Regions from separate parts of the Homo sapiens genome. Here region 1 is linked to region 2. The links are chromatin loops, found by intact Hi-C in ENCODE. Cell type or tissue: dorsolateral prefrontal cortex. All regions are shown on one strand. Links, peaks and the distances in the headings refer to the core of each region. The heading gives the core; the rest is flanking DNA.

Region 1 (8,000 bases), core at 1-8,000, 230 kb after region 2:
AACAAACAAACAAAAAAACACGTTGGGCATGGTAGGCCACTCCTATAATCCCAGCAATTTGGGAGGTGGAGGCAGGAGGATCGCTTGAGGCCAGGAGTTTGAGACCAGCTGGGGCAACATAGTGAGACCCAGTCCTTATATTTAAAAAAAAAAAAAAAAATCTATCATCACTACCCTGGTGAATTCAAGCAGACAGCCACCAGAAATGCCTTAGAGACATAGCAAGTTTAAAAATGCATCTTTGCACTTTGGGAGGGCAAGGTGGGAGAATGGCTTAAAGCCAGGAGTTTAAGAGCGGCCTGAGCAACATGACGAGACCTCATCTCCACCAAAAAATTAAGAAATTAGCCAGGTGTGGCAGCGTGCACCCGTGTCAACTACTTGGGCAGCTGAGGTGGGAGGATTGCTTGAGCCCAGGTAGTCAAGGCTGCAGTGAGTTATGATCGTATGACTGCACTCCAGGCTGCACAACTGAGTGAGACCTTGTCTCAAAAAGAAAAAATAAAATAAGCCACCTGTAATCCTAGCATTTTGTGAAGCTAAGGTGGACAGACTGCTTGAGTTCAGTTTGAGACCAGCCTGGTCAATATGGCAAAACCCCATCTCTACAAAAATTAGCCAGGCATGTTGGCATGTGCCTGTGTCCTAGCTACTTGGGAAGCTGGGGTAGGAGGATCACTTGAGCCAGGGATGTCACAGCTGCAGTGAGCCATGATCACACCAGTGCACTCCAGCCTGAGTGACAGAGTGAGACCCTGTCTCAAAAGATAATAAATAATGTTTTCTTTTTTTTTTTTGAGACGGAGTCTTGCTCTGTCACCCAGACTGGAGTGCAGTGGCGCGATCTCGGCTCACTGCCACCTCTGCCACCCGGGTTCAAGCAATTCTCCTGCCTCAGCCTCCCAAGTAGCTGGGATTACAGGCGCCCGCCAACAGGCCTGGCTAATTTTTGTATTTTTAGTAGAGACGGGGTTTCACCATGTTGGTCACGTTGGTCTCGAACTTCTGACCTCAAGTGATCCACCCGCCTCAGCCTCCCAAAGTGCTGGGATTACAGGCGTGAGTCACTGCGCCCAATCAGGCCATGTCTAAATGATTCCAAACTTATTGAAAAAAGTCAAATCAAAGCAGACGCTCTTCACACAGTATGGCAGAGTTCACCTTCTGCTGGACACATAGTCATTCCTTTGGTTCTAAGGGTTGATACCAACATGATTATTAATAGGAAATTTTCTTCTGAGGTCATTGAAAATGAAAAGGCTGCTGGGCGCGGTGGCTCACACCTGTAATCCCAGCACTTTGGGAGGCTGAGGCAGATGGATCTCCTGAGCTCAGGAGTTCGAGACCAGCCTAGGCAACATGGTGAAACTCCATCTCTACTAAAATACAAAAAATTAGCCAGGCGTGGTGGCACATTCCTGTGGTCCCAGCTACTTGGGAGGCTGAGGCAGGAGAATTGCTTGAACCTGGGAGGCAGAGGTTGTAGTGAGCTGAGATTGCACCACTGCACTGCAGCCTGGGCAACAGAGCTAGACTCTGTCTCAAAAACAAAAAAAAAGGGGGAAAGGCCACACTTGCACCAGGAAACAGTCTGGGGTCACCTTTTCTCCTCTTCAAGCTGGTTGAGAAGCTCCACCTTCTCCCTGTCAGCAGCTTCCACCATTGTTCGCAGCTGGTCCATTTTGGCTTCCAATTCCAGGACATGCTGGGGAAGGCAAGAATGTCGGTAAATGGACTATTTCTGACCCAGATACAGACCCAGTGATACTTCTCCAAAGAGCTGTGGGTCACCATGGTGGGTGGGCGTTACTCTAAAACCTTATGTTAAAAAGCTTTCTCTATTTTAATAGGTTATTCTCAACAGCTTTCCTGGAAGATAGATGATGAAAGTGATAAAGAACAATGTTAAAACACCTCTCATCTTTTTTGAAGCTGAAACACATATTAAGAGTAATCCACAAACAGCAGCTATAATCAATCATTGGTAAGGCCCTAGTAACCAAGCTGGCCTAACACAGACAGGCCAAAAGACCCGGACACAAAGACCAAACACTAAGGTCGAATCAAGAACAAAACTTCATCTCTGTGATCATGGAAACTGGCACCCCAGACTGTAGCTTTCAAACAAGCACAGCAAAGAAATGTACACCCATTTCTTGTGCTCTCAAGTCTAGCTCCTCGGTGCCAAGCACCGGGCATGCTTCTCGGCTCCTCAGTGGCTTTAGAAACCATCACCATCTCCGCAACAAGGTCCAGACTTCACCTGGTCATGTCCGTCCCGGGCCAGAGCTAGCTCCTGCTCTATCTCCCCCACGTGGCTCGTGGCCTTGGCCACCTCCGCCCTCTCCAGATCCCGTTCCGCCAGCAGCTGCTCAATGTGCTGCTGCTTCTCCTTCAGGGCCTCCTGGAGGGCAGTGGTACCGGAGATCTTCCTGGCGTAACGGGAGGAGGTTTCAGTCAACTGTAAAGGAAAGTTAGAGAAATGAAGGGCGATGATGCTGTCAGAAAAGCGAGGGAGGCGCGATGCATGCATGGCGGGCATCTGCTCGGCAAAGCAAGGGCGCTGCTCCAGCTGGCAGGCTGGCCAGGATTAGGAAAGGCTTCCTCAAAAACACAAGACAGTGTGTGCCTTCTGTCTATAAATCTCACAAAGAATACATCAACGTAAAGAGATCAGCCAGGTGCGGTGGCTCATGCCTGTAATCCTAGCACTTCAGGAGGCCAAGGCGGGTGGATCACTTGAGGCCAGGAGTTTGAGACCTGGCCAAGATGATGAGACCCCATCTCTACTAAAAATACAAAAATTAGCTGGAGTGCAGTGGTGCGATCTCAGCTGACTGCAACCTCCACCTCCTGGATTCAAGTGATTCTCCTGCTTCAGCCTCCCAAGTAGCTGGGATCACAGGCGTGCACCACTACCGCCCAGCTAATTTTTATATTTTTAGTAGAGACGGGGTTTTGCCATGTTCGCCAGGCTGTTCTCGAACTCTAAAGTGCTAAGGTTACAGGTGTGAGCCACCGCGCCAAAGGCCATCTGCTCAGCCACTGCTGGCTCCAGATCAAGTCAGCCTTGACTTCATCTTCTGCAGTCAGAGCTGCTGCAGCTGTCGCCTGAAAGCTCTTCTCTTCATCGGTTTCCCTAGGCCCTTACTGCAAGATGCACAGGATGCAGACTTACAGCGAGGATCTTTCCTCAATTAATAACTCGGCAACTTGAGAACTACAAAAGAATCAACCTTTTGTTCTTGAAATTACTTAAACATACCAGGAAGAAACTCCTGTTGTCTTTTTTAACCATTTGACCTTGACCTTCCAATTTCATTATATAGCTAAATTATACCTTCTCTTGCTAATATTTCTTCCTGAATACATTAAATGTGTGGTTCCCAAACCATGTGCAGAGATGCCCCAGGGTGCTGAGCAAACTCACCAGTGCACTGTAGGATGTTTTAAAATTTCAAGAGAAACACAGCGACATCTGCTGGACTCTGTGCAAACTACTAGTTTGAGGCAATTCAGTCTCATTAGATTGTCCTACAGTCCTTTCAATAACATCATGTACTTTCAAAGCTGGGTTTTGGCTATTCCCATGACGAAAATGAAAGTATGATGCAAAAATCAACATGCACAGGAAATGAGGTTGGTGATGAGAAATCAGATTCCAAGGCTTGACTAGATGTGTAGAGCCCAACAGCAGCGCACACAGTAACATGAAGTCATTCTGGTTATTAAAGAATGAATTGGGTCCCTCTCCCTCTCTCCCTCTCCCTCTCTCCCTCTCCCTCTCCCCACGGTCTCCCTCTCCCTCTCTTTCCATGGTCTCCCTCTGATGCCGAGCCGAAGCTGGACTGTACTGCTGCCATCTCGGCTCACTGCAGCCTCCCTGCCTGATTCTCCTGCCTCAGCCTGCCGAGTGCCTGCGATTGCAGGCGCGCGCCGCCACGCCTGACTGGTTTTCGTATTTTTTTGGTGGAGACGGGGTTTCGCTGTGTTGGCCGGGCTGGTCTCCAGCTCCTAACTGCGAGTGATCCGCCAGCCTCGGCCTCCCGAGGTGCCGAGATTGCAGACGGAGTCTGGTTCACTCAGTGCTCAATGGTACCCAGGCTGGAGTGCAGTAGCGTGATCTCGGCTCGCTACAACCTCCACCTCCCAGCCGCCTGCCTTGGCCTCCCAAAGTGCCGAGACTGCAGCCTCTGCCCAGCCGCCACCCCGTCTGGGAAGTGAGGAGCCCCTCTGCCTGGCTGCCCAGTCTGGAAAGTGAGGAGCGTCTCTGCCCGGCCGCCATCTCATCTAGAAGTGAGGAGCGCCTCTTCCCGGCCGCCGTCCCATCTAGGAAGTGAGGAGCGTCTCTGCCCGGCCGCCCATCGTCTGAGATGTGGGGAGCGCCTCTGCCCCGCTGCCCCATCTGGGATGTGAGGAGCGCCTCTACCTGGCCGCGACCCTGTCTGGGAGGTGAGGAGCGTCTCTGCCCGGCCGCCCCGTCTGAGAAGAGAGGAGACCCTCCGCCTGGCAACCGCCCCGTCTGAGAAGTGAGGAGCCCCTCCGCCCGGCAGCCGCCCTGTCTGAGAAGTGAAGAGCCCCTCCGCCCGGCAGCCACCCCGTCTGGGAAGTGAGGAGCGTCTCCGCCCGGCAGCCACCCCATCCAGGAGGGAGGTGGGGGGGGTCAGCCCGCCACCCGGCCAGCCGCCCCGTCCGGGAGGGAGGTGGGGGGGGTCAGCCCCCCCCGCCCGGCCAGCCGCCCCGTCCGGAAGGTGAGGGGCGCCTCTGCCCGGCCACCCCTACTGGGAAGTGAGGAGCCCCTCTGCCCGGCCAGCCGCCCCGTCCGGGAGGGAGATGGGGGGGTCAGTCCCCTGCCCAGCCAGCCGCCCCGTCCGGGAGGTGAGGGGCGCCTCTGCCCGGCCGCCCCTACTGGGAAGTGAGGAGCCCCTCTGCCCGGCTAGCCGCCCCATCCGGGAGGGAGGTGGGGGGGGTCAGCCCCCCGCCCGGCCAGCCGCCCCGCCTGGGAGGTGAGGGGCGCCTCTGCTCGGCCGCCCCTACTGGGAAGTGAGGAGCCCCTCTGCCCGGCCACCACCCCGTCTGGGAGGTGTACCCAACAGCTCATTGAGAACGGGCCATGATGACAATGGCGGTTTTGTGGAATAGAAAGGGGGGAAAGGTGGGGAAAAGATTGAGAAATCGAATGGTTGCCATGTCTGTGTAGAAAGAGGTAGACATGGGAGACTTTTCATTTTGCTCTGTACTAAGAAAAATTCTTCTGCCTTGGGATCCTGTTGATCTGTGACCTTACCCCCAACCCTGTGCTCTCTGAAACATGTGCTGTGTCCACTCAGGGTTAAATGGATTAAGGGCGGTGCAAGATGTGCTTTGTTAAACAGATGCTTGAAGGCAGCATGCTCGTTAAGAGTCATCACCACTCCCTAATCTCAAGTACCCAGGGACACAAACACTGCGGAAGGCCGCAGGGTCCTCTGCCTAGGAAAACCAGAGACCTTTGTTTACTTGTTTATCTGCTGACCTTCCCTCCACTATTGTCCTATGACCCTGCCAAATCCCCCTCTGCGAGAAACACCCAAGAATGAACAATTAAAAAAAAAAAAAGAAAAAAGAAAAAAAAAACCACTTGTTGAAATATTGAGTTAGATATGGAAGGGGGCAGTATGGCATAATGACTTAAGGTCCAGTTTCTGTATACAAGTCTTAGCTCCATCACTTCTTAGCTATTTTACCTTCAGTGAGCTACCTGACTTCAGTTGAGCCTCAGTTTTCTCATCTGTAAATTGGGTATATATTTCATAGGATTGTTTGATAAAATGTAAGATAAAATGAGATAACTTTGTAAAATGCTTATTACATTGTCTGGCACATGGTATTTCCTCAATAAATAGTTGACTTTAAAAAAAAAAAAAAAAAAGAATGAATTGGCCAGGTGTGGTGGCTCACGCCTCATGCCTGTAATCCCAGCACTTTGGGAAGCAGAGGCGGGCAGATCACCTGAGGTCAGGTGTTCGAGACTGGCCTGGCCAACATGGTGAAACCTCGTCTCTACTAAAAATACAAAAATTAGCCGGGCATGGTGGCGTGTGCCTATAATCCCAGCTACTTGGGAGGCTGAGGCAGGAAAATCGCTTGAACCCGGGAGACAAGAGGTTGCAGTGCGCTGAGATCGTGCCACTGCACTCTAACCTGGGCAACAGCAAGACTCCATCTCAAAAAAATAAAAAATAAAAATAAAAACAAATAAAGAATGAATTAAATTTTTTTCAATTTTTGTTTTTCTAAAACAGAAATACATTTCTGAGCAAAGTAACTGAAATGACACTTTCAATTTCTCTATCTTTGTCATACTATTTTATGGTGATTTTTGGCTTAGAAACCATAAAGACACAAAAATAAGCTGTCTCACAGGTACAGAAACTCACGTCTCTTTTGTCAATTTTCACTGAATGAGGTGAGCTAAGAGGTACAAGAACTGGTCCAAAAAGTAAGAGGAGAGATTGGCGGGAGCAGGGAGAGCTTGCTATTTCCCAAAGAAATGGACACAATTAAAAGGTAATAAAAATTACTCAAGAAAGAATTCCTAATCCAGAATAGACCCTCCCATGGAATTGTTCCTAGAACAGCAAAGGAGGCAAGCTGTCCCTATCAGAGTTTCTGACCCACATTAAACAAAGCTCTGTCTGAACACAGGGGTTTGGGGCTCTTCTCCATTTCATTGTTCTTGTCATGCTTTTCTCATAAAAGTAATTTTTCTGTTGAAGATGCAGGCTTCCTCTTTATGCGCAAATGGAAATGCTCTGAGCAGTACTTATTCTACCTGAACATAGAGGAAGGAAGCCTAGATGGCTGGCAGAGGAGCACAGCCCCACGTGAAGATTTCAGCACCTGTCCCTTCTCTGCCCGACGACAATGGAAGAGCAGGCACCGTGAGATCCTGGGCTAACCACCTCCTCCCCGCAGCACAACGCAACATCCTAGCTCCTGGTCTGCGGTTCCCCACCACCCAGCGGAGACCTGAACTCAGTCTGAGGAAAGTCTGATGCCGCCATTTCTAACTTAAACAGTATTTGCCCCACTTCTAGGTAATAAACTTATGGGCAGGGCTTTGACCCTAATAAAATAACACCTTAATAAACAGAATGAGGTGTTGCCTATTTTAATGCTAGTGATTCTATTTTTACTGCTCTAAACAGGAAAAAGAGGGAGAGAGGGAAAGGGACCAGGAGAAGAAGAGGAAAGAAGAGAGTAATCAAAACAGGCTTTCCTAGTATCCTCTTCCAGCTCCAAGAGTTCCCTTTAGTGTCCTCTGGCTCAAGTCAGGGACACTTCACACACTAACTGCTTCCAGTAGGTCAGGTTGTATTAACATTAAAATCCTATTAACACACCTTTTCTCAAAACACTTCACTTCCTAAAATTATTTGAAGTCAAAGAGAAAGAGAGGCTGGGAGCAGTGGCTCACGCCTGTAAATCCCAACACTTTGGAAGTCCAGGGCAAGAGGATCGCTTGAGCCTAAGAATTCGAGACCAGCCTGGGCAACACAGTGGGTCCCTCTCTCTACAAAAAAAAAAAAAAAAAAAAAATTAAATTAACCAGGCGTGGTGGTGTGCACCAGTAGTCCCAACTACTGGGGAGGCTGAGGCAGCAGGACTGCTTGAGCCTGGGACGTTGAGGCTGGGTGACAAAGTGAGACCCTGACTCAAAAGAAAAAATAAAAAAAAGAGAGAGAGGGAGAGACAGATCTATGGACTTGAAGAAAAGGATCTCTCCAATGTTCCTATCATTTTGTCCTAAAATAATTTCATAGAAAATAATTTGACCCCTGTGTTAGACTAGGCAGTAGTTATACAGATTCACCAAGAACACATGCATTTTTAAGCTTTTAAGAATCTGAAAGGGACTATTAAAAGCACTTTCTGATTTCAAAAAACGCATTCTTGCTGGAGTTACATTTTTCAAAACTTACTTGCAAAGACTTTCACAGCAAAAGCTGTGAGCAACA
Region 2 (9,656 bases), core at 724-8,723:
AAGGAATCAGCAGCAGCCTGGGAGAGGCCAGGCCAGCTCAGAGGAGATGGTGTCGGGGGCAGCATCTTGAAGGATTAGGAGGTGGCTGAGTGGAGGGCCATCAAGAGTGAGGACCATGTCAGAGGCTCTGGGAGGCAGAATAGGCCCTGCCCTGCAGGCACTCAGGCCAGTGGGATGCTCGGGTACTTGGATTGTGAATGCCTCGTGGGGGCTGGTGGCAAAGCAGGCAGGCCACGACCAGGTCACAGGAGCCTGGTTTGCACTCTGTGGTCAACAGATTTCTTCTAATTTTTAGTTATGGAAAATTTGTAGGATATGCCAAAGTAGACGGAAGAATGTAGTGAACCCCACATGCTGCCACCGCACACACCAGTTGCTGTGTGACCCATGACTGCCCTTGGTCTGCCCCTCTCTGGAAACAAGAATGACTTTGAATCCAGGAAGGGAGGCTGGTCAAATGTGAATAACAATGAACAGCCCAAATGTAACCTTTGCTCCTCCTGGAGGGCACTCACTGCATGCCCAGTGTTCAGTTTGTTAGTCTGGTTCATGGAATCCTCCCAGCAGCCCTCTGCAGAGGTGTTTGGGTTAAAGTCCCTTCAACAGATATTGGTGGGTGGCTCCAAGGCTGCAAAACCCCCACGGCCAGTCCTGCCCTCCGCGCCCTGACAGTATCCCCACCATGCCCTGCCCTGTGTGGCTCTGAAGAAATCCCCCAGTGACCTGAATTCCATGAAGCCGGGTGTATGGCTGGGGGTGGATCAGTCAAGAGTTTGGTCCTGGAATGATCGGGTGGCACTTTGTAATTTCACTTCAATTTCAGAGTAACCACTGAGTCTCCCCGCTTTGCCTTGCCTTTCAGTGGGAAGTTGGTGTCTCCAAAGTGGAAGAATTTCAAGGGCCTGAAGCTACAGTGGAGAGACAAGATCCGGCTCAATAATGCCATCTGGCGGGCCTGGTACATGCAGTGTAAGTGCCGCCCAGCCTGGGCGCCGGTGGTGGTCAGAACTTCACGGCCTGGAGGCCTGGGCACCCAGGGACCAGAGTCTGCTCCTGGGACCTGGTGTTTCTAACAGAAGTTCAGTCTGTGCAGACAGGAAACCCAAGCCATCAGGCCCAGCAGAGGGGTGGCATCTGAAGAGTCAGGGAGCAGGTCTAGGAAGACTCAGGCATGGGCCTTCTCTCTCCAGCCCGAGTGTCATGGATCCGGTAGCTTCTCCGGGAGATGAGTGTGCTAGGGCAGGCTTGTGTTGGGCTGGTCTTTCTCTGAGAAGCCACACTGCCTCTCTGACTGAGGCGTTCGTTATTGACAGATTCCTCTCCTTTCACCTGGACTCCTTTATTTCCCTGAAATCTCCTTTTCCTAGGGAAGGAGAAGGAAAGGGTACCTGGGAATGTGGTCTGCCCTAGGGGAGGGGTGCAGCAGACAGGCTGGGGCTCCCTCAGGGGTCTGGATCATGGTGCTGACTCTCACCCTCTCTCTGCTCAGATCTGGAGAAGCGCAAGAATCCTGTGTGCCACTTTGTGACACCCCTGGACGGCTCTGTGGACGTAGACGAGCACCGCCGGCCGGAGGTACTTGGCAGTGACCAAGGGTGGCTGAGAGTGGAAACATACCAGCACCTCACCGGGAGTGGCTCACCGCGGGCTGGTCCTGTAGGAGAGGCTGCCGAGGGTAGTGCAGCGCCTGCCCTGCGCCATCCATGCCCTGGGGGCCAGGCCTGGGAGCTGGTGGCCTCTGGCAACCCCAGGCTGCAGAGCCTCCCCCTTCTCAGAGGGACTGGCCCAGGGACTGAGGGGGTTAATATCTTTCTGTTAATTTTTAAAGTGTGTGTCTATGTGTGATTATACATGCACAGGAAGTGTCTAGAGGAATATATAGAAGTGTCTTTATTAAGAGACTTCAGGAACCTCTGGGGAGTAGGATTAGGGCTGCCAGATGAGGGGGAGATGCTTTCTTCACTGCATACTCTTCTGTGTGGCTTTAATTTTGTCTAGGCATGTCTCACTGTTAACGATAAAGGGGGAATTTAGAAGGTAAGCTAATGAAAGACAGTTTTGAGACAGGTATAATCTGGTATTAGACAGTATCAAGGGATATCATTTTGTTGGGTATGGCAATATTGTAATCAGTTCTTTTTAACAGAAAAGCATCTTTGCTGTCGAGGACACACACACAGTGTTTGTAGGTGAGGTGATTTGGGCCTTGAGATCAGAAAGTGAGGCAACCCCAGGCATTGGGGCTCCTTATCTCTGGAGCTCGAAGGCTGTCATGCAAGGCATCCACACTGGCATCACGCGAAGGTTGGATGAGAGGCCCCTGGAGGGCACATTCCACCTGAAACTTCCTGGAATTGGCTGTTCATTTTTGCCCTTTGAATGTGGCAGAGGCTGTGGGGAAGGGGCATTTATGGGGGGGCTTGGGAATTGCTGCAGCGTTCCCCTGCTTCTTCCTCTGTGGAGCATTCTGCTCTCACCCTGTCCTCCTGGACAGAGCCTCAGGACCGTGCCCCCAAGGCCTTTGGCTACCTTAGGTCTTGAAATGACAGCGCATTGTTAGCTAGAGGGTCTGCTATAGCATGGAAGAAGTGGGACGTACTTTCTGAGTGATGTGGTAGCCACTGTGGGGTTTCCCGCTGGATTGCCTAAGGCCTGATTATAGTGCCGGATACTCAGTACACCAGTTGAGCTTTGCTAATCAAGCAGAGCCCCCTCTTCACTCTGCTCTCTGTCCCTGTCCTAGGCCATCACCACGGAAGGGAAGTACTGGAAGAGCCGCATCGAGATTGTGATCCGGGAGTATCACAAGTGGAGAACCTACTTCAAGAAAAGGGTATCTGGCTGGAGTGTTCAGGCAGCCCGCCTAGGGAGGGAGTGGGCAGAGTCCCTGGTTCAGGGCCCTGGCCGAGGCGGTAGGCTCCACAGCCGCCCCACCTGAACGTGGAGCGTCAAGCAGTAAATCTGGGGCCCAGCGTGCCAGACTAGCCTGGGCAATGGCCTGCCTCGGTCAGGTTGTCTTTGCTCTCAGTTTCCCCATCTGTGCACTGGGTGGAAGTCTCCTTTGTGCAGGCATCGGCCTGGGGATGGTGTGAGCAGGACCCCTACCTGCCTCCCTGAGAGTTCTGTATATTCTAGAGCCCTTGGGCCCTCCTAGGGCCATTGGTGACCGCCGTGTCCTGTCCCTTTGCCCACAGCTACAGCAGCACAAGGATGAGGACCTCTCCAGCCTGGTCCAGGTGGGTGAGCCTGGGAGCTCTGAGGACCCCCACTTTGACATGAGACAGCAGGGACTTCGGTGGCCCACCAGGGAGCCCTGCAAAAGGCGGCAGGCCATGGGCCCTCCCTGGAGTCTCAGGAATGGCTCAAGAAGCAGTCCAGCTCTCTCTCCTGGGTGGGCTGGAGGGAGCCGCTCTCCAAATGCCTCCACCCTGCTGCCTCACTTCCACTGAGCACCCCTTTGACGAATTTCCCCAGGTGACAGGCGTGGGAATTCTTCGTCCCACTGTTACTCTTTGATGCTTCCTCCCCTGTGTTGGTGTTGTGTTAGGACGATGACATGCTGTATTGGCACAAGCACGGGGATGGATGGAAGACCCCCGTCCCCATGGAGGAGGATCCCCTGCTGGACACAGACATGCTCATGTCGGAATTCAGCGACACCCTCTTCTCCACACTTTCTTCACACCAGCCGGTGGCCTGGCCCAATCCCCGGGAAATAGGTAACCCAAACCAGGGCCTTGGGCTTTGAACAGCCAGCCGCTTCCTTCTCTGCCAGGCCCCCTCTGGGCCAGGGTTCCTTCAGGGCCATCTCTGAGCTGCTGCACGTCACGGTTGGGGGCAGGCAGTAAGGAAGGGAAGGATGGCTGGCCTCATTTGACATCCAGGCCGCACGTACCGAGTGGGTGGGGTCTGCAGAGTGGGCCCACTGGGCAGCTGCCATTCCCGTAGTGCCATGGTGGGAGGACAGCAGCAGGGTCTAGTCTGAGTCATTGGCACATTTCAGATACCGTTCTCTTCACGGGGTACGTGTGCCGTGCCTAAGCCGAGGCGGCCGGGCCGTGACTCATGCTAAAGAAAATCAGAAGCACTCCCGGGTGTGACCGCTCACCTTGGTGGCATTCAGTCTTCCAGTTAACCTCTCAGGGAAGAGCCCAAAGATTGAAAATTAGAACAGTGTTCGGGGAGGTCTCTGTTCTCTCTTGAGCTCTTTACAGCTTCCTGGGGTGTCCATTCCCTGATACTCAATTTTACCTTCCTGGCAAAAACTTACTTTCCTGCCTTTTGAGGGTGCGGAATGGCCACAAACCCTGAGAAGGTAGAAATCCCAGCCAGCTCCTTGGAAGACTCTGGGATGTGAGCAGGGCCAGGAAGTTCTGTTCCAGGCCTTTTTTACGTTCCTGCAACATTGTCTGAGAAGACAAAATGGTTCCTCTCTCTGTGATTCTTGCAGCACATCTGGGAAATGCAGACATGATCCAGCCGGGACTGATTCCTTTGCAGCCTAACCTGGACTTCATGGACACCTTTGAGCCTTTCCAGGGTGAGGACCAGAGGCAGAGAGAGCACGGTTGCCTCCATCTCCCCCAGCCCAGCACAGAGCAGATCGCTGCCTTCCTTTAAGAGGCGAGACTTGGTAGAATGGGCAAGGGGGCGAGCAAAGAATTTTTTTTTAAACTGAACTGTTTTTTGTAGTAACTGCAAGGTCTGGGAAGTTTTTCTGGGACATTGTTCAGCAAGGAAATTGGCTCTGGATTTAGCCGTGACTGTAAGCAGTTCTCCCTCGAAGCAGCAGAGGGCACTGATGACACAGCCAGCTCCCTACCAAGGCCCTGCAGTTAGATGGGTCCTTGAGCACCTGCCATTGTGACAGCAGCAGAAACGTCAGGCCTGGGAGTGTTTCAGAGCCCAGGATAGTTGCCAACATGTGTGGTTCCAACCAGAGCCCCCTTTCTACAGAAAAAAAGGTGTCTCAGGGTAATACCCTCTGTCCATGGCATCCCCCTGGGCCATGTGGGGTTTAGGGGTTTAGTCCTTGATTTGTTTGAGTCTTTTTTTTTTTTTTTTTTTTTTTTTAGAGACAGGGTCTTGCACTGTCACCCAGGCTAGAGTGCAGTGGTTCAATCATGGTTCACTGCAGCCCTGAACTCCTGGGCTCAAGCGATCCTCCCACCTCAGCCTCCTGAGTACCTGGGACTACAGGCACACACCACCACACCCAGTTCATTTCTTCATTTTTTTGTAAAGACGGGGGTCTGCTATGTTGCCCAGGTGATCCTCCTGCCTCTGCTTCCCAAAGTGCTGGGATTACAGGTGTAAGCCATCACACCCAGCCTGTTTTAGTCTTTGTTATTTTGAGACAGAGCCTTGCTCTGTAGCCCACGCTGGAGTGCAGTGGCAAGAACACGGCTCACTGCACCCTCAACCTCCCTCCTGGACTTAAGCGATCCTTCCGCTTCAGCCTCCTGTGTAGTTGGGACCACTGGTGGCACCAACCAGGCATGGTGGTTGTGGTTGGCACCTTTTTTTTTTTTTTTTTTTTTTTTTTTTTGAGACGGGAATCTCGCTCTGTCATCAGGCTGGAGTGCAGTGGTGCGATCTTAGCTCACTGCAACCCCTGCCTCCTGGGTTCAAGCCATTCTCCTGCCTCAGCCTCCTGAGTAGCTGGGACTACAGGCATGTGCCACTACACCCAGCTAATTTTTGTATTTTTAGTAGAGATGGAGTTTCACCATGTTAGCCAGGATGGTCTTGATCTCTTGACCTCATGATCTGCCTACCTCGGCCTCCCAAAGTGCTGGGATTACAGGCATGAGCCACCGTGCCTGGCCCTGTTTGAGTCTTGATTCCAGCAAATGCTGGGCACACTGAGCTCAGAAGACCCCTGCTGTTGTTTTTCAGACCTCTTCTCTTCTAGCCGCTCCATTTTTGGCTCCATGCTACCTGCATCTGCCTCAGCACCTGTACCAGATCCCAACAACCCACCTGCACAGGTAGAGGAAGCTGGGGGATGGGTGGGGGAAGGGGCTGGCAGGCACAGGGCTGCTCATCAAAGGTTTGCTGCCAGAGCAAGGCTAATGGCATAGCCACACAGTCACCAGCAAAGCGCCAAGCAGTGCTAGACCAGCACTAATGTGCAGAGGCACGATTCCATCCCTCTTTTACAGCATCCTTCAGCACCCATGGGGTGGGAGACTCTTGGTCCAGGTGTGCTTCTGCCTGAGTGCCAGGTAACCTATGTGCAGCTAGCTCTGCTCCGACTAATTAACACAGAATTAGCTAGACAGAGAAGAAAAACATGGATTACTAATAAAAATAACTTCTGTATATTTCTTTCACGTTTTACTAAGCAATCCAAAAAGTTGCTTACAGGTGCTTGGGGCTACAGAGCTGAGTGAGGTACCATTCTTTGTCCTTACGGAGCCCTCATGCTTATGCCCATGACCAGTTAGACACTGGTAACCTGGCACCATCTTCAAACGGGCTCCGGGAAGAATTGCTACTGCAGAGACTGGGATCTGAACCATTGATTCCTCGTAGCTTTTCTTATTTAGGAAGAGGTGGCCTGATGACCAGTTGACACGTGAAATTGTCCTCGGGGATTCCCGAGCAGCTGCAATCCAGGCTGCCTCTGCTCAGTAATAGAAGATGGCAGAGACTTTGGGGAGACTCTGCTGGACTCCAGAAACAAGATATTCCCAGGCTGCTAGCCAGCTGTGTGAGGGCCGTTGCCTTATCTGAGCTCTGAGTTATTTAGTTTTTAATGGAAACAAGACCCCCGCAGACACGCAGGGAAACACAAATCCCTATCAGATCAGCAGCCATGGACGTGGAGACGTGGCCTTTGTCCCTCTGTCCCAGCGCCCGGCCTGTGTAGTTGGACTTGGCAGTGTGCAGCGCTAGAAAGGAATTGTCTGACCCCAGCATTGCTTCCTGGCTCCTTTCTTCCTTTTTCAGGAGAGCATCCTGCCGACCACAGCCCTCCCCACTGTGAGCCTTCCTGACAGCCTCATCGCGCCCCCTACCGCCCCATCCCTGGCTCACATGGATGAGCAGGGCTGTGAACACACCTCCCGGACTGAGGACCCGTTTATCCAGCCCACGGACTTCGGTCCCTCAGAGCCGCCACTGAGTGTCCCGCAGCCCTTCCTCCCTGTCTTCACCATGCCCCTGCTGTCTCCCAGCCCCGCCCCACCGCCCATCTCCCCCGTGTTACCATTAGTTCCTCCTCCTGCCACTGCCCTGAACCCCCCGGCTCCACCCACCTTCCATCAGCCACAGAAGTTTGCTGGAGTCAACAAAGCGCCGTCTGTCATCACCCACACGGCCTCTGCCACCCTCACCCACGATGCCCCCGCCACCACCTTTAGCCAGAGTCAGGGCCTTGTGATCACCACCCATCACCCTGCCCCGTCAGCGGCCCCTTGTGGGCTGGCACTGTCTCCTGTCACCCGGCCTCCCCAGCCACGGTTAACTTTTGTGCACCCCAAACCTGTATCCTTGACTGGGGGCAGGCCTAAGCAGCCCCACAAAATAGTGCCTGCTCCCAAACCAGAGCCCGTGTCCTTGGTGTTGAAGAATGCCCGTATCGCCCCAGGTGAGCCAGGCGGGGAGACTCAGTGCGGGGCTCCCCCCGACCCAGAGGGATGTTTTCCCATCCCAAAGGCTTTCAAACTTGTGACCACCACCACCACCCTGGTGTGCACGTGCATGCGCACACACATACACTTAAATGAAACAAAAGTGTCATGAAATAATACATGGCCATGATCTAGTCCGTTTTCTATGCTCTATCTTTTTTGTTTTTTTGTTTGGTTTTTTTTTTTTTGAGACAGTCTCTGTTGCCCAGGCTGGAGTGCAGTGGCATAATCTCGGCTCACTGCAACCGCCCCCTCCCGGGTTCAAGCGATTCTCCTTCGTCAGCCTCCCGAGTAGTTGGGATTACAGGTGTGCGCCACTATACTCGGCTAATTTTTGTTTGTTTGTTTGTTTTTTGAGATGGAGTCTCACTCTGTCGCCTAGCTGGAGTGCAGTGGTGTGATCTCGGCTCACTGCAACCTCCGCCTCCTGGGTTCAAGTGATTCTCCTGCCTCAGCCTCCCGAGTTAGCTGGGATTACAGGCGCCCATCACTACACCCAGCTAATTTTTTGTATTTTTAGTAGAGATGGGGTTTCACCATGTTGGCCAGGCTGGTCTCGAACTCCTGATCTCAGGCGATCTGCCCACCTTGGCCTCCCAAAGTGCTGGGATTACAGGTGTGAGCCCCCACACCCAGTCTCTATTCTCTTTTTTTTTTTTTTGAGACGGAGTTTCACTGTTATTGCCCAGGCTGGAGTGAGATGACATGATCTTGGCTCACTGCAACCTCTGCCTCCCGGGTTCAAGTGATTCTCCTGCCTCATCCTCCTGAGTAGCTGAGATTACAGGCATGTGCCACCACACCTGGCTAATTTTGTATCTTCAGTAGAGATGGGGTTTCACCACATTGGCCAGGCTGGTCTCGAACTCCTGACCTCTGGTGATCCACCTGCCTCGGCCTCCCAAGGTGCTGGGATTACAGATGTGAGCCATTGCACCCAGCCTCTCTATCTTTTTTTTAAAGTTAGTCACAACCTACAGTGTGAAAACATGGTCCTGGCCATCTCTTTCCTGGGTCTATAACATGTCTCCTTCAAGAAGTCACACAAATGGTTTTAGGTGCCTTGGTGGCTTTGTCTTCCTGTCCCCTGGGGTTGAGAACAAGCTGTCTCACTGGCAGAGAGGCAGCCTCTGCAGGGTGGGCCAGGCCCTGTGGCCCAGGGCTGCACCTGAACATCCTCCTTATCCTGGCAGCTGCCTTTTCAGGCCAACCACAAGCGGTGATCATGACGTCAGGGCCTCTGAAGAGAGAAGGGATGTTGGCCTCCACCGTGTCCCAGTCCAACGTGGTCATTGCGCCTGCTGCCATCGCCAGGGTGAGGAGGGCCCTAGGCAGACCTGCAGTGTCCTTCTCACCCCGGAGCACTCTGATCTTGGGCGGCCCTCACCTGAGACGACTGGTGTGCCGCCCTGCTGTATATCAGCAGTCAGGGGTGACCTGTCTCCCATGTCACTGCAGGCTCCTGGGGTCCCGGAGTTCCACAGCAGCATCCTGGTGACAGATCTCGGCCATGGCACGAGCAGCCCGCCTGCCCCCGTCTCCCGGCTCTTCCCAAGCACAGCGCAAGACCCCCTGGGGAAGGGCGAGCAGGTCCCGCTGCATGGGGGCAGCCCCCAGGTCACTGTCACAGGGCCCAGTGAGTGTTCACTCGGCGGGATGGTTGGGGCATCGCAAGGGAAGTAACTGGGCCTGCCGTAGACCATGGGGGGTGCTTGCTGGGTCCCCAGGACGGAGCCTGGGCTTAGGACACACAGTGAGGTCTTGTAGGCCTGCTGATAACACAGTCTGGGAACACGCTCTGTGGGTGGCAGGATGAAATGTGGTGGCACTGGCAGGGCAAAAAGTAGTGAACATGTGGCAGTGTAGGTGACCCGTGTGCTCGGGGAGTCCCTGCTGACTGCCCACGAAGGCCTGGTACTGAGCTGCTGATCTCACCCAGAGAAGGGATTGAGGAGCCCTGGGCTTCCTGTCTCTGGGAGCATCAGCCTGGGGTTGCTGTGGCCACAGAAGCCGTCCAGC

What was found. Hi-C counts contacts between places; a loop is a spot of excess contacts. Peaks named below come from ENCODE experiments on the same cell type or tissue, not always from the same donor. Only the 100,000 strongest peaks of a DNase experiment are listed, where the experiment ranks them.
Region 1: a loop joins it to region 2, with 16 times the contacts of the local background. A loop is called at or near these places in 9 of 110 quality-filtered maps.

What each region holds. Positions count from the first base shown.
Region 1 is chr12:122,352,852-122,360,851 of GRCh38, forward strand. CLIP1 (CAP-Gly domain containing linker protein 1) reads right to left here. Exons shown (of 26, transcript NM_001247997.2): 6 at 2,264-2,461; 7 at 1,602-1,705. Among named protein-coding and RNA genes, the nearest start is that of CLIP1-AS1, 39 kb to the right of the region's middle. In dorsolateral prefrontal cortex, for the core only: a CTCF peak has its summit at 3,487 (motif pointing left); DNase peaks (open chromatin) are centred at 2,560 and 3,450; H3K27ac peaks cover 2,572 bases.
Region 2 is chr12:122,126,394-122,136,049 of GRCh38, forward strand. It overlaps MLXIP (MLX interacting protein), which reads left to right. Exons shown (of 17, transcript NM_014938.6): 2 at 863-969; 3 at 1,490-1,575; 4 at 2,744-2,833; 5 at 3,195-3,236; 6 at 3,548-3,719; 7 at 4,451-4,540; 8 at 5,899-5,990; 9 at 6,955-7,594; 10 at 8,831-8,952; 11 at 9,096-9,273. Among named protein-coding and RNA genes, the nearest start is that of IL31, 43 kb to the right of the region's middle. RefSeq lists enhancers at 144-656, 657-1,167, 3,094-4,293. In dorsolateral prefrontal cortex, for the core only: CTCF peaks have their summits at 963 (motif pointing left), 4,776 (motif pointing right) and 6,917; DNase peaks (open chromatin) are centred at 958 and 4,818; H3K27ac peaks cover 1,044 bases.